2 separate regions of the Homo sapiens genome follow, and region 2 is linked to region 1. Evidence: chromatin loops called from intact Hi-C (ENCODE). Cell type or tissue: dorsolateral prefrontal cortex. All regions are shown on one strand. Each heading gives the region's core, and the rest is flanking DNA. Links, peaks and the distances in the headings are about the cores only.

The links. Peaks named below come from ENCODE experiments on the same cell type or tissue, not always from the same donor. Only the 100,000 strongest peaks of a DNase experiment are listed, where the experiment ranks them.
Region 2: it touches region 1 in a loop (11-fold over the local background); 72 of 110 quality-filtered maps call a loop at or near these places.

Annotation. Positions count from the first base shown.
Region 1 is chr3:39,493,918-39,506,471 of GRCh38, reverse strand. It overlaps MOBP (myelin associated oligodendrocyte basic protein), which reads right to left. Exons shown (of 4, transcript NM_001393704.1): 3 at 4,197-4,406; 4 at 3,445-3,937. The coding sequence starts at 4,402. The coding sequence ends at 3,592. Among named protein-coding and RNA genes, the nearest start is that of MOBP, 33 kb to the right of the region's middle. RefSeq lists an enhancer at 81-580. In dorsolateral prefrontal cortex, for the core only: CTCF peaks have their summits at 7,494 and 7,697 (motif pointing right); a DNase peak (open chromatin) is centred at 7,701; H3K4me3 peaks cover 3,763 bases; H3K27ac peaks cover 8,000 bases.
Region 2 is chr3:39,440,741-39,453,294 of GRCh38, reverse strand. No RefSeq gene overlaps it. Among named protein-coding and RNA genes, the nearest start is that of MOBP, 21 kb to the left of the region's middle. RefSeq lists a silencer at 5,161-5,330. In dorsolateral prefrontal cortex, for the core only: CTCF peaks have their summits at 5,032 and 5,243 (motif pointing left); a DNase peak (open chromatin) is centred at 5,264; H3K4me3 peaks cover 1,281 bases; H3K27ac peaks cover 4,303 bases.

The sequences.
Region 1 (12,554 bases), core at 3,001-11,000:
TAATTGGCTCTTTCCCTTCCTTATCTTGCTTCCCACATTCCTCCAGTGTCCCCTTCACCTCCCAAATAAACTTCTTGCCCTTGCATTGTTACTTCTGGAGGAATCTGCACAAGAGGAATTCCAGGGGCGGGGGTGCTAAGGGAAGAAATTAGAACACAATGAATTGAAGAGCAAATGGGATTTGAGGAAGTAAAGATGACGAGTTTACACTATTCTTTTTAAAATTTGTCTAAGGTAGAGAGAAAAGAGGATAGGGCCAGACGTGAACAAACAGTCAATATGAGAGAGCAAAACACGTCAAAATGCTAATGAGAAAGAGACAAGATACAAAGGCTGAAGTGGTTAGGGGGGTTGCTAAGTTGTACAGCAAGACCTCAAAGGAGATAAGAGGTTGGAAGATCACAGGGAGGGGTGGGGGACTGGCCTCATCAGCGAATGAATGCTTCAACCTCTGAGGCTGAGGGGAAGGATTTAAAGACAGATGCATATTCTGATGAACGTGTGGGGGCTGGTGGAGCCAGGACAGTCTGGGGAGTGGCTGGGGTTCATCCATTTGTGGTGGCACCAACCCACCAGGCTATAAAGCTTTTCCCAAACTGCACTCAGCAGCTCTATGCACACATGACCATCCTCAGCAGCTGGAAAACCAATGCAGGCAGGTTGTGAGCTTGATCTAGAATCAGGGATTTATAAAACGAGTGTTGAAGGAGAATGAGAGACAATTGGGTTAAGGCTATCAGAGAAGGCGTAGTTAACCATGTGGTCTGGACCAGGTAAGGACCTGTGACCAGGCAGAGGCTGTCACACTCCAAAACAACACACAGCTCCCAGGACTGGAAGCCTCTCTGGCTAACCTAGGCCTCTGCAAAAGCATCTGTTCTGCATAAGCATTGTGCTATAGGGACCACCAGGATGTATAAAGGACTGCTCCCAGATAGGAAAGAGTATATGCCACAGATAGGGCAAAATTCAAGAGTTCAGTCACCCAAACTAATAAAAGCAATAATGCAACCTGAGACACAGGCAGAACAAGAGCCTGAACAGAAAGCAAAGAGCTCAGGCCTTTTCTCTAGCTCTGCTGTTACCTGGAAAATCATAGTCTTCCAGGCTGCTTGTGTGCAGGGCTCAATTTAATAATATAAAACATGCTGTGCAGAAAAAAATGAGTCAAAGGCACACACAGCACTTCCCAATATATGTGACTGATTGACTCCAAATTAACCACCCACAGCCATGGTGGTTTTCAAAGAACCACAGATCCCCAGCTCCCAAAAGCAGAACACTGAAACCAAAAGAGGCCCAGGACATACCTGTTAAACCCAAAGGCAAGGACAACCTTGTGAAATCCTAAAATCTTAGAACTGGGAGGACAGAATAAACTAAGAGGGAGATGCCACGGTTTCCTCCTATCAAATATTATGAATGCTACCATGTTTAATCAGGATGCTGGAAATCGTACAATCAGTTTCTAAGATTAAATCATTCTCTGGTTTTTGAGAAGACCTATCCAAGGGAGTTATTAAGAATCCAATTAGGCCTTTGCCAAAATTATTTAACCTCTAAAAGCAATACCTCAGAAATAGCACTGTTTCAGAAAGCAAGTTGGCTTCAGAAAATCTTTTTTACCCTTTCTTCATGTGCAAGTTAGTAGCTCTGCTTAAGAGCAAATATTTCCCATCACATCAACCTGCCTCCCACTCCTTTGATTCAAAATAGTCAATCAGTATCAATAAAAGGAATAGACAATATGATGAAGAAGTGGCTCCAATATATTACCTGAAGACCTTTGGGAATCTAAGAAGGAAAAATGAATATCTCAAATAGGACTCAAGACAGTGCATAAGTGAAGTCAGGGGACATTACGAATGAAGACTTTCAGATCCTCTGTTCCCAGGTAAGGGACAATGGCTGAGGAGGTAATAACGGCCTGTGGAGGCACCTTCTGATACCCACTGAAATTAGTTAACTGAGGGAGTCAAAGCACACCAACACTAGGGTATCTCCTGAATTTAGGTGAATACACTGATCCAGGTTAGGTCCAGACAAATCTGTGGGTATGGTGAAGTTTGCTTTCATTGTCTTCTAACTCCTTTCCATGTCCTGATTGAACTCCAGCCACCCAAAGCCACCACTATAGGTGGCATGCCTTTTATACAATTAATTTCCTCTGTTTCATACATTTTCTAACTACTTCCATATATCAATACTTACCTGTCCTAGGACCCTTCTACTCAGGGTCCTTAAGAGGGACTCAGTTAATGACTAGGTAACCTGTCATACAACTTGCTATTAAAGTTTTAGTGACTAGTTACTTCCTTCACAAATTAAACTTGCCTAATCTTGTGCCTTTTTAATGCTTTCACTTTTGGTACCATAAATTTATCACTCTCCACATTTCTTTACCTCACATCACAAATAATCTGGATTATTCATTTATGGATTGTTTAGGTCAGCATTGCTCATTGTGTAGTCTGCGTACTGTCTACATAACTGTACCTTTGCGGGGTGAATGCTTACTAAAAAGGCACATACCCAGGCCTTAGTGGTGACCCAAAAATCACATTTTCTAGGGGCATCTTTAACATTCTTCCCCATTGACTCTTCTTCCTACTAAATCAGTAAACATCATGTGATACCTACACATAGTAGATGCTACACAAGTGCTGGGTATCAGAGTAGATATGAGAATCTCAAATACAATTAACACCCACTACTAACTTATAAACAGATTCAGTTCCAAATAGTAAAAGGTCTAAAAAGTTGGCATGCTGATATACCTTCAGAACAGTAAAATAAATAAATAAATAAATAAAAAATTGGCCAGGCATGTGTGTATTGGGGCAAGAATATAGAGGAAATCTCTGTACCTTCCCCTTAATTTTGCTGTGAACCTAAAACTGCTCAAAAAAAAAAAAAAATAGCCTACAGAGCCAATAACTCCCTGCTTATGGTTCTCATGGTCCCATGTACATGCATATTATGAAAACATTAGGGCACTGATCCCTACACGATGACACCTATTCTCTTATTTGGTCCTGGTAAATCTCAAACAACACGGCTTCCTCACTGCCATATTCCCTTCCCCCAGCACATCAAATGGAACTTTACAGGTATGCAATAGGATTTGTTGAGTAAGTGAATGAGTGAATGAATGAATGGTATTGCCACTGAGATTGACATCAGATGAAGTGTGTTGGGAGATGGATGGGTCCAATGGATTACCCTCTCCTTTTACTTATACGGATATTGATTAGAGTCACCATTCGTTATCTCCCTGAGGCATAGGCATTGAGGAACTCATTTATTCAATCTGTTACCATGGTCAATAATCTCAATTGATAGATTAACAACTTCCAGTCCTATTAGACAACGGAAGCAATGGCCACAGCCACCTGAAGTATGCACCAATAGCACCTAGGAGGAAACCAGAAGCCACACTAGGTATTTCAAACAGAGGGGATTTAATGGAGGGAGCTGATTACACAGGTTGGGTAATAAGGCTGAAGAGGGCCATGGAGACAGCCCGGTGTTAGTAAACACAGGAAGCAACTACTAACCTTAGGGCTGGGGAACAAAAGGGAAGAGATGGTGTTACCAGAACCTAGAAGCTTTGACGGGGGACCCCCCACGGCTGGCGCCTGGCCCTCTGAGGGGGCTGCTGCGCGGCTGTTGCTTGGACTTCTGAGGGGGACGCTGCTTGGCTGGCGGTGGTCGGACCTCTGGGCGGGGACGTGGCTGACGCTCAGACCTCGGAGGGGACCGTGGCTGACGCTCAGACCTCGGAGGGGACCGTGGCTGACGCTCAGACCTCGGAGGGGACCGTGGCTGACGCTCAGACCTCGGAGGGGACCGTGGCTTGGCTGGCGCTCTGACCACCGCGGGGGGCGCAGCTGGCTGTTGCTTGGGCCTCTGAGGGGACTTGGCACGGCGGCTGGTTCTGAGAGGGCCAAAAGAAGCTGGAGGCGGGAGCCAGGGCTCTCCTCTGCTGCTTAAGCGACGCTGGCAGGAGCTGGAAACAGGTAGGAAGGCCCTGCTCCCCCACCCACCTTCCAGTCTCCCTGGAGTGCCTTCCGGTGTCGGAGCCTAACCCGGAGCCGACTAGGGGGAAGAGTGGGGTGCGGAGCGGGAGGGGCGTGCTGGGAGCCGAGACCACGCGCTGTGCCCAACTGGTGCCGCGGGGCTGGGCGGCCGCTTACCTGGTCTTCTGGCAGGCGCAGCAGATCCAGTCCTCCTCTTTCTTCTGGTAGAAGCAGCCGCTCTTACAGATGCTGTATTTCCGATCCACTATCTCCTTCTTGGAATTGAGGAAGGTGAACGGCGGGCAGCAGTGTATGCTGAAGTGTTCGGAGTACTTCTGGTTTTTGGAGAGTCTGGGACCCTCCTTGGCCGGTTTCTGACTCATCTCACTGGAAATCGCCGATGCAAGGAGACAGGAGGAGACATAAACGCACATCAGGAAAGGGAGCCCTCTACTCTGGAAGCCCCCTGCTACTCCCATAATCCAAGGTAACATTCAGGGGGGCCCTACAGAGCAACACCCTGGAAGACCAACTTCCCCCCAACTCTGTGGAAAGGAACTCAACTAACAGTTCATTAATTTTCATTTGTGTATTTTTAAAAATCGTGTTTTTAAGGAGAAAAAGAAACATGGGCTCTTGTTTTCCTTATGTTTTAGAGACCCATGTAAGATAGGAAAACATTTAAAACCAAACATATCCTTGACTAAATAATATTCTAGAGTTAGGAAAAGCCTTTTCTCTAAAAAGCAAAATAAAAAATTTATTATTATTTATTATTAAAACAATCATCATTCATGCAATAAAATACTACACAAGGAAAAAGAACAAACTGCTGACCTGCTGACATACATCAACACATTTTGATCTCACAGACATACCATTGAACAAAAGAAGTCAGACACAAGAAAACAAGCTGTGTGTACAGGAGGTTCAAGAACAGGCAAAACTAATCGATGGTGCTAGAAATCAGAGCATAGTTATATTTGGAGAAGGTGGGTTCCGACTCAGAAGGGGCAACAGGGGAGCTTGCTGGAGACTGAAAACAGTCCTTCTAGGAATGTGACAGATGCAGAAATAGTCCTACCTAACACTGCAAAACACCGAAGCCCACAGGGGACTTACGTGACTATCAATCAACAGGAATCAACTTAGTTAATGGGCATAAACTGGATACTGAGAATGTCTCTGCTCTCAACAAACTCAGGGTCAGGTTGGAGATGCATATGTGCAGTATGTAATTACAAAACACTGTTATGTTGGCCAATACAAGTGTGTACAAAGCATGGAAAAAGGATGGATTCCTTGAAGACAGAACCTATAATCTGGGTTTTTAAGGATGAGTACAGAACAATAACTAAATAACTTTGAGGGGATATTTTAATTTTTTTGTCTGTTGGTGTGGTTGTCTTCTACTACAAATAGAAATGACAGCTGAGAAGCAGGTAGAATGCAGTTACAAATACGTTGTTTTTGCACCTCTGTTTGTGATCATCAAAATTGTGTGTCACATCTGTTATGTATGTTAAAAATATTCTTTCCCAATGTTTCACTTGATTTTATCATGCAAAAATAGTTTTATGTAATTAAGTATCTTAGATCTTATTAAAGGTTTTGTATTTTTCCCAGAAAGTTTTCCCCATTCTGTCAGCTTTTAACATACTCATGATGCCCCATTTTAAAAGAAAATCCTCTCTGGATCCTGCTCCCGTGTCTTTTTGCTTCCCTATTACCCTCCTCTTTTGTATAGGTAAAGTTCTTGAAAAGGTATTAATATTTTTTCCCTCCATCTTTACATCTTCCACTCACTCACTCATCAGTGCACCCCACTGTGGCTCCTGGCCCTTTCCTCCCAAGGAAAAATGACTCTACATAGCTCCCCACAGACCTCCATGCTGCTAAACCAATTGCCTTCATATTTGGTCTCTCTCCATCTAAAGTCTTTCCTTTCCTGTGACACCACATTCTCCTAGATCTCCTCCTCTATCTCTAGTCTCTCCTTGTCCATTTCCCTTATAGGCTCATCTGCTTTTGGCAAATCTTTCATTTTTTTAACACTAAACTTTTAATGTTAGAGTTATTTAAGGTGTAATAAATACTAAATAATAAATGAAGTTACCTTCACCCATTTAATTTAACATTTACTATACACTTTGGTTTTGCCTGGCACAGTGCTCAGTTCACATACTGGACACAAAGCTAAATCATGCTGAGTCCAGTCCTCAAGAAACTTATCCACCAGTGGGAGATACAGGCAAGTAAGTGATTAGAATGCACATAATGTGCTAATGGCCAGAAAAACTTCATTTACTGAGACCAAATAAGTACAAGTCACTGAGATGAGGAAGTGGGTAGAGCAGATAAACATCCTGCTCACAATGAGCTCACCTTGTAGGTAGAGGAATGTCCACAGACATCAGTGAGTGTCATACAAGGCCAGCATGCTCTGCAACATGAGAATGTGCTGGTGCAATGGCATGAAAAGTCCACAGAAGAGAGGGCAATATGTTGGGCTAGAGAACAAGGTGAAACTTCATGGGCAGAGGCATTTCATCTGGCCAAAGATGAGGGCTTGGGAATGACTGATACCTAAGCAGATACACAGTGAATTGCATTACCCCCGAGAGCCCTCATCCTATCTGCATTGCAGAATTGGAAGACATAATAGAGCCAGGACACAGGCAATGAGGCAGGTGAAGTGTCTAGCCCATGTGACTGGGAACACAGTCATGCCATCAGCTAATCAGAGGTCGAAGTAGATGAGAAGGAGGGAGATCATCTCATGGGTCTGAGACACAATGAGTTTAAAGAGCCAAGGACATCCATGAAGAAACAGGCATTCTAAACTCAGGACCTAAAGCTCTCATTTTGAGAGCGCTTCACCTCATGGAAGGGGGCACAACGTCGGGCACGGATGAGATACCTGTGAACTCAGCGAGGAGTCAGTCAAGGGAAGGCTTCCAGGAGGAGGCGTGGACCTGCCTTCAAGCTGCAGGAAGAAGGAGTAATGGGTATTCAGAAAGGTAGGATGAGTAGCAGTCTCCTAGGAGAGAAATTGCTGAATTTTCAAAAGGAGATGATCAGATATATTCAAAGGAGCCCTTTACCCAGACAGGTATGTATAGACCAATGAGAAGCTGCAGCTGACTTATAGGGTCAGATTCATTGCAAAGACCCTAAACGTCTGCTAAGCCCTTCCCCAAGTCCTACATAGGTCGCGAAGTTCAGCTAGAGTTTCTCCTCCCATGGGAAATAATGAAGTGAAACACTTTAGGATTAACCTTCAGGAGTAATTTCTTCAGGTGCCCAGCACATGGAGACTGTTACTCAACTCTCCACAGGCAACCCAGGCATTCCCAATTCCTCTGGCCTTCTAGGGTCACCTTTTCCCAAACGGCTCAGGCACCCGTCACAAATAACAGAAAATTTAGCTCTTACTCCAACTGTTTGAGAAATAACTAGTATGTGATAAGAAGGAGATTTGAAGCCCACTGTGACTCTGAATTCCTTCCCTAATTGAATTCTCAAATCCCACTCACTGCTCCAGCTGATGTAATGCCTGGGTCACTGTATGCCCATCTGCACCCCCGCCCAGTCATTTCTTCCCCCAGCACTTCAGGGGAAAATTGTTTCTTACTCCATGACAACTTCCCTCACTCCCTGTCTCCCCCGACCATGTCCGGCAGGGGGCAGCATCACCTCTAGTTATCCATCGATGCATGGTCCTGAAGGAAAAAGTAATTCTCTTCCCTGGAAGAACCTCGCCATTCCTAACACAACCACCTGAAAATGCATCCAACTTTCAAAATAATGTTTTCTCCCTCCTTTAGTAAAATGTTTATATTTTTGAAAAGACTGGCGGGCGGATCACGAGGTCAGGAGATTGAGACCATCCTGGCCAACATGGTGAAACCCGGTGTCTACTAAAAATACAAAAATTAGCTGAGTGTGGTGGCACGTGCCTGTAATCCCAGCTACTCGGGCAGCTGAGGCAAGAGAATCGCTGGAACCCGGGAGGCGGAGATTGCAGCGAGCTGAGGTCGCGCCACTGCACTCCAGCCTGAGAGATAGAGCAAGACTCCGTCTCCAAAAACAAAAAAATAAAAACAAAAACAACAACAACAAAAAACTGCCCTCCTAACTCTTTTCCCAGGTGGCAGAAATACAGCACTTAGTTGGGGTACCTGCTTAAGCAGTTCTATATACTGCTTCCCCAACTATCGGCCCCATGCCACCCTCCAATTTAAAAACGCTAAGCCTCACATGCTAAATCAGAGTCATCGTTTTATAACACACCAGGATTGCTAGTAAATTCCTTGGAAATACAGGCTGTTAAATTAAGTTTAGCCTAAAGCCACATCCTTACATATTTTAAGTTCCACCTAACGGTTTATTTGTACATAGTAAACCGTAACCTAACCGGATGGGTACATTGTAACCCAGTCTTATACCAATCACAGAGTTTTAGTCAATCACAGACAGCCAACAGTGTTCAAATAGGCAAATTCCAGCTGTAAGCAGTCCAGCTGTTTCTGTACCTCACTTTTGGTTTCTATTTGTCACTTTCCTTTCTCTGTCCATCGATGTTTTCTGACCGTGTGGTGGCCCTGGAGTCCCTCTGAAACTAATCTGGTTCTGGGGACTGTCTGATCTGTGAATTGTTCTTTGCTGAATTAAACTCTGTTAAATTGAATTTGTTTTATTAAAGTTTTTCCTTTAATAAAGCAAATAACTAACAGCGAAGAAGTAACAGTTTACTGAGCACCATTGTGTATAGTTGTTTTGCATACTTTATCTCATTTTTTAATGTGGCATTATTAACAAACTAAAGATGGAAAATCTACAGAACATGACTAAGTCCATAAGCCAGTAAGAGGCAGCAAGGGATTTGAATCCACATCTGTGTGACTCCAGCATCCCAAGCACTTTAGACAGGTCCAACACTGTTTTGTGCTTCCTATAGACTCAACCCTCCTCCCAAGGAATAGGAGTCCAGGTGCTGGGCCCAGACTAGACTTCAGAGGACTAGAGATGGACCCAGGGGTGGGATAAGTCTCAAAGATCCATGAGTCTATGTCCTAGGGTGACAAAGACTGAAAGTTGGGGAAACAAATCACTCCAGAAGAGAAAGATAGAGAATGGAGTTTGGAGACTTCACAACAACAGAAACCAGGACTTCTCTGCCAGCGCCAGAAGGGTCCCTGTCCGGGACTGATAGTAAACTTGGGATGGGCCCTGAGGGAAGTGTGACCTACAGGCACTTCTGCAGCTCCTCCCCTCCAGTGAATTAGTGGATTAAAAAAATCTATATTCACTGCTGAAAGTTAGAAAACTCAGATGGATGAAAATAATATGCCCAGTGCGGTGGCTCATGCCTGTAATCCCAGCTCTTTGGGAGGCCGAGGCAGACAGATTACTTGAGGTCAGGAGTTCGAGACCAGGCTGGTCAACATGGTGAAACCCCATCTCTACTAAAAGTATAAAAATTAGCCAGGCCGGGCGAGGTGGCTAACGCCTGTAATCCCAACACTTTGGGAGACTGAGGCAGGCGAATCACCCAAGGTTGGGAGTTCGAGACCAGCAGGACCAACATGGAGAAACCCCATCTCTACTTTTTATACAAAATTAGTTGGGCATGGTGGTGCATTCCTGTAATCCCAACTACTTGAGAGGCTGAGGCAGGAGAATCGCTTGAACCCGGGAGGCAGAGGTTGTGGTGAGCCGAGATTGCACTATTGCAATCCAGCCTGGGCAACAAGAGCGAAACTCCGTCTCAAAAAAAAGAAAAAAAAAAATTAGCCGGGCGTGGTGGTGGGAGCCTGTAATCCCAGCTACTCAGGAGGCTGAGCCAGGAGAGCTGATTGAACCCAGGAGGCAGAGTTTGCAGTGAGCCAACATCACTGCACTCCAGCCTGGGCAACACAGCGAGACTCTGTCTCAAAAAAAAAAGAAAAGGAAGCCAGGCGTGGTGGCTCACGCCTGTAATCCCAGCACTTTGGGAGGCCAAGGTGGGCGGATCATGAGGTTAGGAGATCAAGACCATCCTGGCTAACACGGTGAAACCCCGTCTCTACTGAAAATACAAAAAAATTAGCTGGGTGTGGTGGCGGGCACCTGTAGTCCCAGCTACTCAGGAGGCTGAGGCAGGAGAATGGCGTGAACCTGGGAGGCAGAGCTTGCACTGAGCCGAGATCGGGCCACTGCACTCCAGCCTGGGCGACAGAGCAAGATCCGTCTCAAAAAACAAAAAAAAAAAGAAAAAAAAGAAAAAGAAAATAATACAAATTCATAAATTCTTACCCCATGGTTAGCCACTTGTAAAATATGTTAACTTTTTTCTTTGAAAATATTTACCTGTAAATATACAGTTAATAAAAAGTAGGACCACACCTTACATATTTTTCAAATTTATATTATTGAAAAAATCATTCACTTTTCAAGTTCATGTTGTCTGTAGTGTTCTCTTACCGTTTTTAAAATTTGTAATAAATCTGTAATTATAATCTTCTCTATAGTTTATATTCTATATTTGTATCTTCTCTCATTTTTTTTGAGTACTTTTGTCAGAAGCTATCTACTTCATTTTTTTTCAAAAGTAAGGAAGTGGTTTTCTTGTCTTTGTTCTTTTTTCCCCCAGTTTATTCATTTCTGTATGCACTTATAATTTCTTTTTTTCCTCTTTCTTTTCTTTTTTTTTTTTTTTTTGACAAGGTCTCACTCTGTAGCCCATTCTAGAGTACAGTGGTGCAATCACAGTTCACTGCAGCCTCAACCACCTGGGCTCAAGCAATCCTCCTGCCTCAGCCTCTCAAGTAGCTGGGACTACAGGTGCGTGCTACTACACCCAGCTAATTTTTTTTTTCTTCTGTAGAGACAGGCTCTCCCTGGGCTCAAGTGATCCTCCCACCTCAGACTCCCAAAGTGCTGGGATTACAGGTGTGAGCCACCACGCCTGGCCTATAATTTCTTTTCTTCCATTTTCTTTATATTTGTGTTATTTTTTTTTTCCTTATTGAGTCAAATGCTTCATATATGTACATTTATGGCTATAACCTTTTCCATTGTGCAACTTCAGCTGCATGCCACAAATATTAAAATAATTTTTAATCTTCATTTTAATTATGGATGAGTTCTTCTTCAATTCATCAGTTATTACAAAATCTATTGTAAAATTTCCAAATATATGGAGATATTTTTGTTACATTGGCTTCTCATTTTAATGCAGTTAGAGAAAGCAGTCGCTATGACAGTGACTCCAACAGTTGTTCAAATTTGCTTTATGACCTTGTTCTACGTGTGCTTGCAAAGACTGTGCATTTCTGGAAACAATTTGGGATTGTCTAGTGAGGATAAAAATGTGCACAAACTGTAGTCTAGCAGTTTACTCCTGGGTACAGGAGCCATCTTGGACCACAGCTCAACTTCACAGGTGAAGCCACTTCCTGTGAGGTGGTGGAGCAAAAATACCAGAGGAGCCTGAATCCTGGAGGACTGTGGAGTTTGTTGTTTCAGGCCTGGACTCTTGAACTCTGAACACCTCTTATATGAGAGACAAACTTCCACCTTGCATAAACCACTATTATTTCAGTTACAAGTAACCAAATACATTCCTAATTGGTTAGACTCAGTTTCCTGTAATAATAACAACACGTAACTCGGGGGGCGGGGGGGGGCTTTGAAAATATGAAATGAAATAAAGTAAATAAAAAATTGTAACTAATGTAAATAACTTGCTTAATAAATTATATTTTCCTTTCACAGATGAGAATTCATTTAAATGACCTATCTAATCCTGCTGAGTTTTTTAGACACACTCTATTTATCTCACTGTGTATCTCTGATGATACTTAAGCATTAATCACATCTTTATTTACTTTAGTGGTTAAAAACAAATTATAAACACTGCATGACGTTTTCACAAAAGATACCACCTAATTGCAAGCAAAGATAACTATGAACTCTCTGGCAGGATGAGGAAAAAAAAAACAAATTTGAAACTGCAAAATATAATCTTCTCCAGGTTTCCATATAACTTAAAACTAAACAGGAGAGAAAAGTGAAGTAAGCATTCAAAGAAGGAGAAGAAAGTGAAGGGAAGGATCCAAAGAAAGGAAAACAAAAACCTCTCCACCATTTATTGAGCACCTAGTATGTTCCATATGTTTTATATCTAATATTTGTAATTCCCCAAACAACCCTCCAGATAGTTCCTACTATCCCCATTTTACAGATGAGAAAATTGGGGAAGAATTTAAGTGAAATCCCCAACATCATACAATAATAATTTTAAAATAGCAAACTCATAATGGTTAATAGGACTAGTAGACTGCCTAATAACTCAGTAACGAACCTTGATTTTGTTTGGCAGTGCTATATGCCTTGTTTAATCTATATAATTCCCCCATGTGACCACATTCTAGTCAATGAAAGGTAGGCAAAAAGTCTATGGGAAGATGACCTTTCTTCAATAATAAGGCTTTTTATTCAAGAAGGAACCCTCCTCTGGTAAGTGCATCCAGCCCAACCCAGTCATTCCTA
Region 2 (12,554 bases), core at 1,688-9,687, 52 kb after region 1:
CCAAGCAAGGAGAAATGACTATGTTTTCTGGAGAGAGGTAACAGTCTCCAAGTTATCAAGTTATTTCTTCAAACAACTTTTTAAATGAAATCCCTACCCATATTCAAAGACTATAAAGCATGTGAATAGACAATATAAATGGGAAGTTGCAGGAAAAAATGTACACCAGAAACAAAAACATAAAGGATCCTAATAATGGAATTATCTAACACAGATTTCAAAGTAGCTATGCTTATTATGAACAAGGAGATGAAAGACAAAACTGAAAACTTTGGCTGTGACCTGAAAACTATAAAAACTTCCTGGCAAATTGGACAAAAAAAAAAAACACAATAAAAATTTTAAAACTCAGAAGTTTTAAAATGCAAATTACCAACTAAACGGATTAGTATAAAATCAGATTAGACACAGCTGAATAGGGAATTAGTGAATCAAAAAGCTAGTTGAGGCAGGGTGTGGTAGCTCATGCCTGTAATCCCAGAACTTTGGGAGGCTGAGGCAAGAGGATTGCTTGAGCCCAAGAGTTTAAGACCAGACTGGCAACATGGCAAAGCCACATCTCTACAAAAAAATACAAAAAATTAGCCTGGCGTGGTGGCACATGCCTATAGTCCCAGCTACTGAGGAGGCTGAGAGGTAGGAGGATCACCTGGGCCCAGGTGGTTGAGGCTGCAGTGAGCCAAGATCTCCAGCCTAGGTAACTCCAACCTAGCAACTCACTGCTCTCCAGCCTAGGCAACAAAGTGAGACCCTGTCTCAAAAGAAAAAAAAAAGAAAAGAAAAAGCTAGTTTAAATAAAATATCCAGAATGCAGCACAGAGGGAAAAAAGAATGAAACACACAAAAGAAAAACTAAAGAAAATAGTAAGGAAGTCCAGCATGTAGTTAACCGGAATCCCAGAGGGATAGGAGAAAGAATAGAGGAGACAATCAACGCTTGAAAAAATGCTGGATAAAAATTGTATCTCAAAATATTGGAAGACATCAATTCAAAGTCTAAAGATGTGGTAAGACCCTCAGCATGATAAATAAAAAGAAATTCACACATCGACACACTTATAAAAATTTTTTAGGAAAAAAAATACATGAAGAGAAGCAGCCAAAGGAAAAAAGACAGATTATCTTCAAGGAAGAAATAATTAGGATAAAAGCTGCTGAATAATGCCTTCTAAAACAAACCCCCCAAATGTTCTCCAGAGGACTAACAAGACTGAGAATCAACACAACATACCAACCAACCCAGCACTTTGGGAGGCTAAGGCGGGTGGATCACTAGAGGCCAAAAGTTCAAGACCAGCCTGGCCAACATGGAGAAACCCTGTCTCTAAAAAAAATAAAATAAAAAGTCCAAGATGCAATCCAAAATTACTTGCCATATAAAGAAATAGAAAAATATGACCAAGTTTCAAATGAAAACACAATTGAAAGACACTTTACGAATGAAGATTAATATAGGTGGCAAATACAAAAAAGATGCTCAACATCATTAATAATTAGGGGCATATAATTATGTCTACAATGATGTTGCATTATTAACCCATTAAATGGGTTTTTGAAAATTTCTGACAATACCAAATGCAGGTGAGGTTGCAGAGCAACCTGTCACCAAGGCTGGAATGCAGTGGCACAGTCTCGGCTCACTGCAACCTCTGCCTCCCAGGTTCAAGTGATTCTCCTGCCTCAGCCTCCTGAGTAGCTGGGACTACAGGTGTGCACCACCACACCCGGCTAATTTTTGTGTTTTTAGTAGAGAGGAGGTTTCACCACGTTGGCCAAACTGGTCTCGAATGCCTGGCCCAAAGTGATCCGCCCACCTCAGCCTCCCAAAGTACTGGGATTACAGGTGTGAGCCACCACACCTGGCCCAGAACTCTTAAACATTGTTAGTGGGGTTGGAAAATAGGACAGCCACTTTGGAAGACAATTTGGCAGTTTCTCAAAAAGTTAAACTAGGTGTACTTACTATATGACTCAGAAATCCCACTGCTTAACTACCCTAAAGAAATAAACTCAACTGATACACAAATGTTTATTATCACCTCATTTATAATTACCAAATACTGAAACTAGGACTGGAAACTCAATGTCTTTCAACTAGTGAGAGAATAAACAAACTCTGGTACGTTCATTCAATGGAATACTACTCAACAGTAAGGAGGAAGAAACTATTGGAACTTTCAACAACAGGAATTAATTTCAAATGCATTATGTTAACTGAAAGAAGCCAGACACAAAAGTCTGCATTGTGCATCATTCCATTTATATGACATTCTGGAAAAGGCAAAACTAAAGTGATGGAGAAATATTGGCAGTTGCCAGGGGCAGGGGTAGGAGGAGGTTGGGGAAGGCTATAAAAGAGCACGGGAGAATTCTTTGGGTGATGGAACTATTGTGTATGTTGATCATGGTGGTGGTAATGACCTGTATGTGTTGTCAAAACTCATAGAACTAGGCTGGGCATGGTGGCTTATGCTTGTGATCCCAGCACTTTGGGAGGCCAAGGTAGGAGCCCAGGAGTCACTTGAGCCCAGGAGTTTGAGACCAGCCTGGGCAACATAGTGAGACCCCCATGTCTACAAAAAATAAATAAAAATTAGCTGAGCATAGTGGTGTGTGTTGGTGGTCCCAGCTACTCAGGAGGCAAAGGTGAGAGGATTTCCTGAGCCCAGGACGTCAAGGTTGCTCTGAGCTATGATTAAACCACTGCACTCCAGCCCAGACAGTAGAGTGAGATCTGTCTTAAAATACTCATGCCTGTAATCCAAGCATTTGGGGAGGCCAAGGCAGGAGGATCACTTGAGCCTGGGCAACATGGTGAAACCTTGTCTCTACAAAAAAATACAAAAATTAGCTGGGTGTGATGGTGCACACCTGTAGTCCCAGCTACTTGGAAGGCTGAAGTGGGAGGGTCACTTGAGCCAGGGAGGTTGAAGCTGCAGTAAGCCATGATCACGTCACTGCACTCTATCCTGGATGACAGAGTGGGACTGTGTCTCAAAAACAATTTTAAATATTTTTTAAAAAAATTAAAAACTTACAGAAGTAAACAAAAAAAGGTGAAATTTTACTGTAAATAAATCATATCTCAATTTTAAATTTTTAAATTAAAGATTAATTCTAAAACAGTGGATAAAGAAAAACAGGCAAGACAAATAGAACATAGTGAGATGAACAAAATATATTCTCACCATCCATTCAGGCTGCCATAATAAAGCATCGCAGAGTGGATGGCTTACAAACAACAGGAATTCATTTCTCACAGTTATGGATGCTGGAAGTCGGAGATAAGGATGCCCGCATGGCCCCAGGTTCTGATGAGGGCCTTCTTCTGGCTTACAGACTGCTGACTGTTTTTTATGCCTCATATACCAGAAAGAGAGCAAGAGAGCTTCCTGGTGTTCCTTTTATCAGGGCACTAATCCCATTCATGAAGTCTTCTCCCTTATGACCTAATCACCTCTCAAAGGCCCCACCTCCTAATACTGTCATGCTGGGGTAAGGATATCCACATATGAATTGGTGGGAGTCGGGGAACACAAATATTCAGTCCATTGCATCAATCAGTAATTACACTATCTTAAATGAAGTAAATGTTTCAATTGAGGCAAAAATTTCAAATTGGAAATAACATTCAATGACACACGTCTTCTCCTCCTGTTCTTCATTCTGACTCTTCAGCTACTTGCAGAGAGAAGGTGGGACTGTGAGAACCTCAGAGCAGGACTGCTAGAGGCCAGGCGCAGTGGCTCAAGCCTGTAATCCCAACACCTTGGGAGGCGGAGGAGGATGGATCACTTGAAGTCAGGAGTTCAAGACCAGCCTGGGCAACATAGTAAAACCTCATCTCTACAAAAAATACAAAAATTAGGCCAGGCGCGGTGGCTCACACCTGTAATCCCAGCACTTTGGGAGGCCAAGGGGGTGGATCACCTGAGGTCAGGAGTTCGAGACCAGCCTGGCCAACATAGTAAAACCCCATCTCTACTAAAAATACAGAAATTTGCTGGGTGTGGTGGCATGTGCCTATAGTCCCAGCTGCTCAGGAGGCTGAGGCAGGAGAATCGCTTGGACCCAGGAGGTGGAGGTTGCAGTGAGCTGAGATCACAACACTGCACTCCAGCCTGGGCAACAGAGTGAGACTCTGCCTCAATAAATAAATAAATCAATTTAGTGTAGTCTAAATGTACAGTGTTTATAAAGTCAAGAGCAGAGTACAGTAATGTCCTGGGACTTCACACTCACTCACTGACTTACTCACAGTGACTTCCAGTGCTGCAAGCTCCATTTATGTTAAGTGCCCCATACAGGTGTACTATTTTTTATCTTTTTTATTGCATTTTTACTGCCGCTTTTTTGTTTAAATATGTTTTTATACACAAACGCCATTGTGTTTGAATTGCCTACAGTATTCGGTACAGTAACATGTTGTAAACATTTATAGTGGCTATGGTTTGGATATTTGTCCCCTCCAAGCCTCAGGTTGAAATTTGATCTCCAGTGTTGGAGGTGAAGCCTAACGAGAGGCCTTCGGGCCATGGTGTGGGGAATCCCTCATGAACGGCTTGGTGCCAGCCTCGCAGTAATAAGTGAGTTCTCACTCTATGAGTTTCCTTGAGATCTGCCTGTTAAAAAGAGCCTGCCACCTTGCCCTCCCACTCTTTTGCTGCTTCTCTATTGCCATGTGATCTCCGCCCATGAGGGCTCCCCTTCTTTTTCCGCCATGAGTGGAAGCAGTCTGAGGCCCTCACCAGCAGCAGATGCTGGCACCATGCTTCAAGCCTGCAGAACCATGAGCCAAATAAACTTCTTTTCTTCATAAATTACTGAGCCTTAGGTGTTCCTTTATTACAACACAATCAGACTAAGACAGTAACCTAGGAGCAGTAGGCTATGTCATATAGCCTAGGTGTGTAAAAGCTATGCCATCTTTATTTGTGTAAGTACACTCTGTGATGTTTGCACAATGATGAAATGGCCTCAACCACACATTTCTCAGAAAGTATTCCCATCGTTAAGTTTTATATGACTATATTCTTCAAGCACTTCATGCATTTATCTCATCTGTTCCCCCACGACACCCCTATTTGATGTTTTTATTATTCTCATTTTATAGATGTTGAAACTCAAACTCAAAGATCTTCAGTAACTTGCCCAGTCACAAAGTCAGGGGAAGAAATGTGATCTTAATTCGGGAAGCCTGACCTGTCTGTGCTCATACTCACTACGCTATACTGCCCTCTTGTGGCCAGAATGAGTCAGTAGAAACAGCTGAAAGTGATCACAGGCTGGAGGTGTCATGTATGCAACGAGTACGGGCTTGGGAGTGGGATTTTCCAAGATTTCAGTCCTCGCTGCCGCATCGCAACTGGAGACTGAGATATTAACCAAATCAGCTTCCACACTCCACCAAGGCCCACAAGCCGCTGGAGCTGGATGGCATGCTTGACAGAGGTGAGCAAACATCCCAACGGTCTGGGACAGACCCATTTTAGGTCTCTTTTCCCTGTGTCCTTTCCAGTTTATCATTTGTCCAAGATTGTCCATTTTGTGACAAAGTTTTTATTTTTATTTTTATTTATTTTTTATTTTTGAGACGGAGTCTCACTCTGTCACCCAGGCTTGAATGCAGTGGCTCAATCTTAGCTTACCGCAACCTCCAACTCCTGGGTTCAAGTGAGTCTCCTGCCTCAGCCTCCTGAGTAGCTGGGATTACAGTCACATGCCACCAGACCTGGCTAATTTTTTTGTGTATTTTTAGTAGAGAAGGGGTTTTGCCATGTTGGCCAGGCTGGTCTTGAACTCCTGACCTCAAGTGATCTGCCTGCCTTGGCCTCCCAAAGTGCTGGGATTACAGGCGTGAGCCACCGTGCCCAGCCCAAAGTATTATTTAATTGCTGCATTAAAATAAGTCAGGCTGGGTTTGGTAAGCATCCACTGTGTCCACCCCACTTGGGCCATTATCTCTTCTGGTCATGGCACGTGACACACACGTGCAGTAAAAGGAACTCTCACTTAGACATGCTTAGTGAAAGATGATCAGCAGTAATCATATCTGCTTGCTCTGCTCTTTCCAAATGCAGCAGCTTAACCAATACCTGCATTTCAAAGACAGCATTCAAGGCACTTGCTAAAATTATAGAATGTGCTGGGACATGAGGCCCAGAGACAGTCAGTTCCTACTTGTCTCGGATGCTGATAAAAGCAATCCCAGCTGCTGCTCCTGCTAACAACGTGAGTACCAACAAGATACACAGTGACAATTAACTGCAGCATGTGAAATGCAAAAAGCTGGACTGTCAGTTGCTGGGGTAGGTGGGAAATTACAGGTAAGAAAGAAGCTGAGAAATCCTCCCATCAAGAACACGGAGTACTCTGCTTTTGCTGCACTGGCTTTATCATTTTTCTACATAATGTAAATCTGCAACTACTGATTCAATTATTTGACAATGATTTTGCATTCTGCAATAAAGCTTTTGGTAGCAATGAGCTCAAATAAATGAAAATCAAGGTTAATAGAAAATTAGGTGTTAAATCCGTTTCTCCAAAAAGTTGGAGATGACTATGGAACTTGCACAAATTGTCTATAAGCTTTTACTTTCCATGTGGGAGCTGTGGTGATTCACTGATCCTCCCACCTCCCACATTCCCCAAAAGAGATAGAAATCTGCTGAGGAAGCCTCAATGTCCACTCCAAAAATAAGTAGGTATTTTAAGAAGACTGTGCCCTAAAATGACAGTTTAAAATGTGCAGCTACAGAACACGCATTTACAGATCACACCAGGAAGGTGACTTTCTATTTAATGACTGTTCTTTTAAATGAATTTTGCTCACTTTTTATTTGAAGTTTGGTACTGATCATCAGATTTTAGAAATTTTTGAACCTTTGAAAAACTACTGTGTAAATCAAACTGTGCCCCTACTCATTTTTATAAAATATTTATTTTAATTTTTGATTTGTTTTTGCTTAAAACCCATTGAAACCATTTAATCAAAATATTCAGTGAATGGAGCACCCAAAAACTTCCATTTTTGAAGCTTTCAGTACAACACAATGATCACCAAATCGAAGGAACTTGTTCATCATTTTCCCCATCTGCCCACTCGCTGCTTGCTTTCAATTCTGCATGGCTTCCCTGAGCTCCCAGTGTGTGAAACCCCAGTTGACCACAGCTTTACTGTCTCAGAAATGTACCCTTTATTGGCCTATTTCCACCCTTGTCTCACTTCCCCACTTAACTTATTTAAGGAGTAAGTTTTGAGATGTACTGCACATCAGGGTGATTATAGTCAATAATAATGTATATTTCAAAATAACTAAGAGGGTAAATTTCAAATATCTCCTCTGAAAAAATAAGTGAGATGACAGATATGTTAATTAGCTTGATTTAATTATTCCACATGGTATACCTATATCAAAACATCACAGTGTATCCCTTAAATGTATACAACTGTAATTTATTTAAAATAATATTAATTTTTTAAAAAATTGTTCTTACAGGTATCTAGGGACTATTCCAGGCCAAGCAACTTATTTTTCAATATAGAATTAAGTTGGAAAAGTTAGAAAATATTCACATGGTGATACTGTGATCAGATGAGCTATTTAAACATTTCTAAAAGACTTGTGTTTTGGCCTGGCGCAGTGGCTCACGTCTGTAGTCCCAGCACTTTGGGAGGCTGAGGAGGGAGGATCACTTGAGGTCAAGAGTTCGAGACCAGCCTGGCCAATAGGGTGGAACCCCAACTCTACTAAAAATACAAAAATTAGCACTATGTAGAATTGATATGAGAAATCCCTACCTTAATGTGGCAGATGATATTTACACACTTAAAATAGGGTTTCTCCTCTTCTGTTGCCTATATATTATATAGTACCAAGTGTCTTGAATATTTTATGTTGATGGTCAAAATTTGAAATTTTAAAAGATGACTTTTCAAAGTTATAAAAAAGGAAAGAAAAGGGTATATGTGAGCCCTTCACTCAAAGCAGTTGTATCAGGGACTTCTCTCATGTCTTATCTCCCCACTTGCTAGGACACAATACCTTATGAAATGGGGGTCATCAATTTGGTCAGCCAATCTTCTGTCTGGAATTTGCCCATTTCTGGCCCTTTATGCAGCACTCTCAACTCATCTGTCATTTATCCTTGCAGCCTAAGTAACATTCGTTTTTATCTTGGGAAGGAGTCTACTGTTTTATCATTAAGTAAGAGGTTTACACTCATTTTCTTGAAGCTTCCTTTAATCAAGTTAAGACAGTCTCTCATTTATTACTCTCTGGAGGAAATTATCTAATTTTGAGTGAAACAGGTTTTCTTTTCTTTTTCTTTTCATGGTTGAACTGTGTTTAGTGATAAACTATGAAGGAGAGTGCAGTTCCTGGCCTAACCCTCATCTCTGCTTGGGCATTAAGAATGATCGCATATTGGCCGGGCACGGTGGCTCATGCCTGTAATCCCAGCACTTTGGGAGGCCGAGGTGGGTGGATCATGAGGTCAGGAGTTTAAGACCAGCCTGGCCAATATGGTGAAACCCCGTCTCTATTCAAAATACAAAAATTACCTGGGAGTGGTGGCATGTGCCTGTAGTCTCAGCTGCTCTGGAGGCTGAGGCAGGAGAATCACTTGAACCTGGGAGGCGGAGGTTGCAGTGAGCCGAGATTACGCTACTGCACTCCAGCCTAGGCAACAGAGCAAGACTTCATCTCAAAAAAAAAAGAATGATCGCGTATTAAAAACTGTAGTGCAGCAACAGCTGACATGTTTGGAGCGCTGCTGCATGCCAGAAAATATTCTAAGGGCTCTAGATATATTAATTCATTTGATTCTCCTGACAACCCCATGATATGGCACTACTATTCTCTAATTTACACAAGGAGAAACCAAGCACAGAGAAGTTAGATCACGTCCCAAGGATCACAAGACCAAACGGCAACACCTGGATTTAAACCTGAGCTTTTTGGCTCCTGAGCCCACACTGAATCCTGTACTGCTTCTGCCACTGAAATGGGCACATCGGGACATACCTCTGGGTTTCCAGGACTGGTGGCCTTTTAAATTTCAAATCACTTTCTTCCTTCCTTTCTTATGGCAAAGGACAAAAAGCAAGTCATTGGATTATATTCATTCATTCATTCGTTTGTTTGTTTTTCCATCGGCAATCAAAAAAAGGACCATGGACTAAGTCTTATGTGAATCTCTGGGGACAAAGAGATGAATACCACAAAGTTTTTGGCCTCAAAGAGCCAGAGACAGCTCATGTGCCAGGTTAAAGGCTTTCAAAAGTGTTAGCAAAGGATGCTGTAAGAACGTAGAAGAGGGCATTTCATTCAGCAGGGAGCTGGGAGCCTGAAAATCTTCTTGGGAAAAGATTTCCAAGCTGGGTCTGAAGGAATGAGTAGGGACACAGATTCCCCATTCCAGTTCTGGCCTCTGGAGCCCTATTCAGGGGTTGATGGGAAGAGAGGAGTGGGTGCAGAGAGGACCCAGTGCCCAGGACAGAGGTGCTCACAGGATAGACCCAGTTCTCTCTCTCTCTCCCTGCCCCATTCCCTCCCTGCAGAGGGAGCCCTGGCTCCCCTGATGTCCTCAACTAGGCATCAGGATGCCCTTCAGTGAAGCGTTGCATCACAGTGCTGCTCTTGACCGCAGACCCAGGTAAGAACTATGGGCTCAGGGAACTCTTCCAGCCTCTGCAGAGCTCCAACAGATGCCTCTTCCAACAGCACTGTGAAATGGCGACCACGCCACTGTCCTCCAGCAATGAGGGAGTCTGCCCTGTTTTCCTCATCTCAGACTTCCATCACTTTCCAGTGCAGGACCAGCAATGCTCTACAGGTCACCCCCTTCTGCACACAACCCCAGGAGTCCAGGGGTGACAGGCCCACAACTTCCAATGCCAAGGGAGCAAAGGACCACATTTGGGTATTAGTGGCTTTGTTCTAACACTGGAAATTTTATGTAGCCTCTGTATGAGACATTATATTTTTTTCTTTTTCTTTTTTCGAAACAGAGTCTCACTGTGTCGCCCAGGCTGGAGTGCAGTGGTGCAATCATAGCTCATGGCAACCTTTGCCTCTCGGGTTCAAGCTATTCTTCTGCCTCAGCCTCCCTAGTAGCTGGGATTACAGGTACCCACCAACACGCCCGGCTTTTTTTTTTTTTTAGTAGAAACAGGATTTCACCTTATTGGACAGGCTGGTCTCGAACTTCTGACCTCAAGTGATCTGCCCGCCTCGACCTCCAAAGTGTTGGGTTTATAGGCCTGAGCCACCGCACCTGGCCTATGTTTTCTAAAAGAGAGATTATGAATGGAATCATTAACAAACATGATACTTTTATTAAAGGAAAATCATTCAGAGACTAAATCAATAAGAAATTGAATGTTATCCAGTCTTTCCATTTTAGTTTATTATTAGTTGTGAGAAATATTCTATTTTTAATAATAACATGGACAGATTATGCACATAGCATATAATAGATTGTATAAATGTGTAACAGTCTCTTTGATTACTAAAGGAAAAAAAATGTTATGCTTGAACATTTGGAGATTTCAAATATATTCATGCCCAATTCCAGTGATACATAGTAGAGCAAAGTCATTATAGGTGAAGCTAAAGACTTGGTCTCATGGAACCAGAGATTGGAAAAACTAAACAGTGAAAGGGAGGGCTAGCATCCAGGCATGCAAATAAGGAGCTTGTCACATCTATCAGCATCTGCAGCATCTTTGTTAATCACACAGAGTATAACTTTGCATTCTAATTACCAATCCCACTAACCTTTGTACAGATTTGAGCACTGCAGGTCCCAATCATGCTTAGGGCTGTGAGTTGTATCAGAACTTGTCCCATCATCTGTCAGCTGCTGTTGAAGGCACAGCTAGGGATAAATGAACCAGGCTGCATCAGTGTGATCCATGCCTGGAAGTGCAATGCAAAGAAGGCTTTGCCCTTCTTTTCAGAGGTGCAGGCACCAGCCTCCATCCTGTCACCATGCAGCTGAGTGACCCTGGGAGGCAGCCTTACTTCTTTGTCCATTCCCACATTGGGTTTCATCAGACCATTTGGGGAACTCTGAAGCCTGGTTACCCACGGACTATTTGGCAGAAAATAAAACTTGGAGATCATGTAACCAAATCCCTTATTTTGCAAATACAGTGAAACTCTCAGAGGCCTACTGGTTTCATAGCTAGGCATTCAATTCCTGCTTCCATTTTTCAAAGCTAGGCATTCAATTCCTGCTTCCATTTTTTCCCTGCAAAATACATTGCAAATTATAATGTCTTTTTAATAAATATTTTATGGTATTTAAGGTTTTTTTCTTGACTTGTTTAGTGTCTTGATTTCCTTTCACTTCAAACCAGTCAGGATTTGTGAAATAGAACAGAAGGCTTCTGTAATATTTGTTTTTCTAGAAGTTTGAAGATAGAAAATGCTTTAAGTAGTCAGTGCTTTAGATCTGTTCCTCTGGCTTGTGGCTTTAAAGAATTCAGATGTTGCATTTCTTTACTCTTTGTTTAACAAGTCTAACTTATTGATTATACTATCAGTATTTTCAGTTCAGCCAGATCTTGTTTTCTAGGAATATTTGAAAAAACTGTGGCTGCAAAGGGCTCTTTAGCTATAGAAAACATAATGTTTTAGCATGTATTAGTGCTTCCTTAGGCAGTCATTCAAATTATTTTGCATGCTCTGAGAATACATTAACTTGAAAATAGAGAAAGAGTTCCAGATGTTGAGTCTACAGAGTTACGCCAGGAGCAACCTAGGATTTAAATTTTTTCCACACATATTACATAGAATAAAGAATATGAGCATAATAACTGAGAGCTGGCAACACAACAATGTAAACAACTGCAATTATGATTTTTTCAAGAATATCTTTAGGACTGGGTGCAGTGGCTCACGCTTGTAATCCCAACACTTTGGGAGGCCGAGGCGAGTGGATCACCTAAGGTCAGAAGTTTGAGACCAGCCTGGCTAACATGGCGAAAACCCATCTGTACTAAAAATACAAAAATTACCCAGGCGTGGTGACACATACCTATAATCCCAGCTACTCGGGTGGCTGAGGCAGGAAAATCGCTTGAACCCGGGAGGCAGAGGTTGCAGTGAGCCGAGATTGCACCACTGCACTCCAGCGTGGGGAACAGAGTGAAACCCTGCCTCAAAAAAAAAAAAAAAAAAAAAAAAAAACAATCTTTAAAGCAAATACCTATTATATATTTTTCTTTTTATTAGAGTTATCAGCAGGTGGTATTTCATTTTTGTTGAAACTTTAAAAAAAACAGAAAAAAAAAAAAGACAAGGTCTCCGCCGGGCGCAGTGGTTCACGCCTGTAATCCCAGTACTTTGGGAAGCCGAGGTGGGTGGATCACGAGGTCAGGAGTTCCAGACCAGCCTGACCAACATGGTGAAACCCTGTCTCTACTAAAAATACAAAAAATTAGCTGGGCATGGTCGTGGGCGCCTGTAATCCCAGCTACTCGGGAGGCTGAGGCAGAGAATTACTTGAACCCAGGAGGCGGAGGTTGCAGTGAGCCAAGGTTGCAC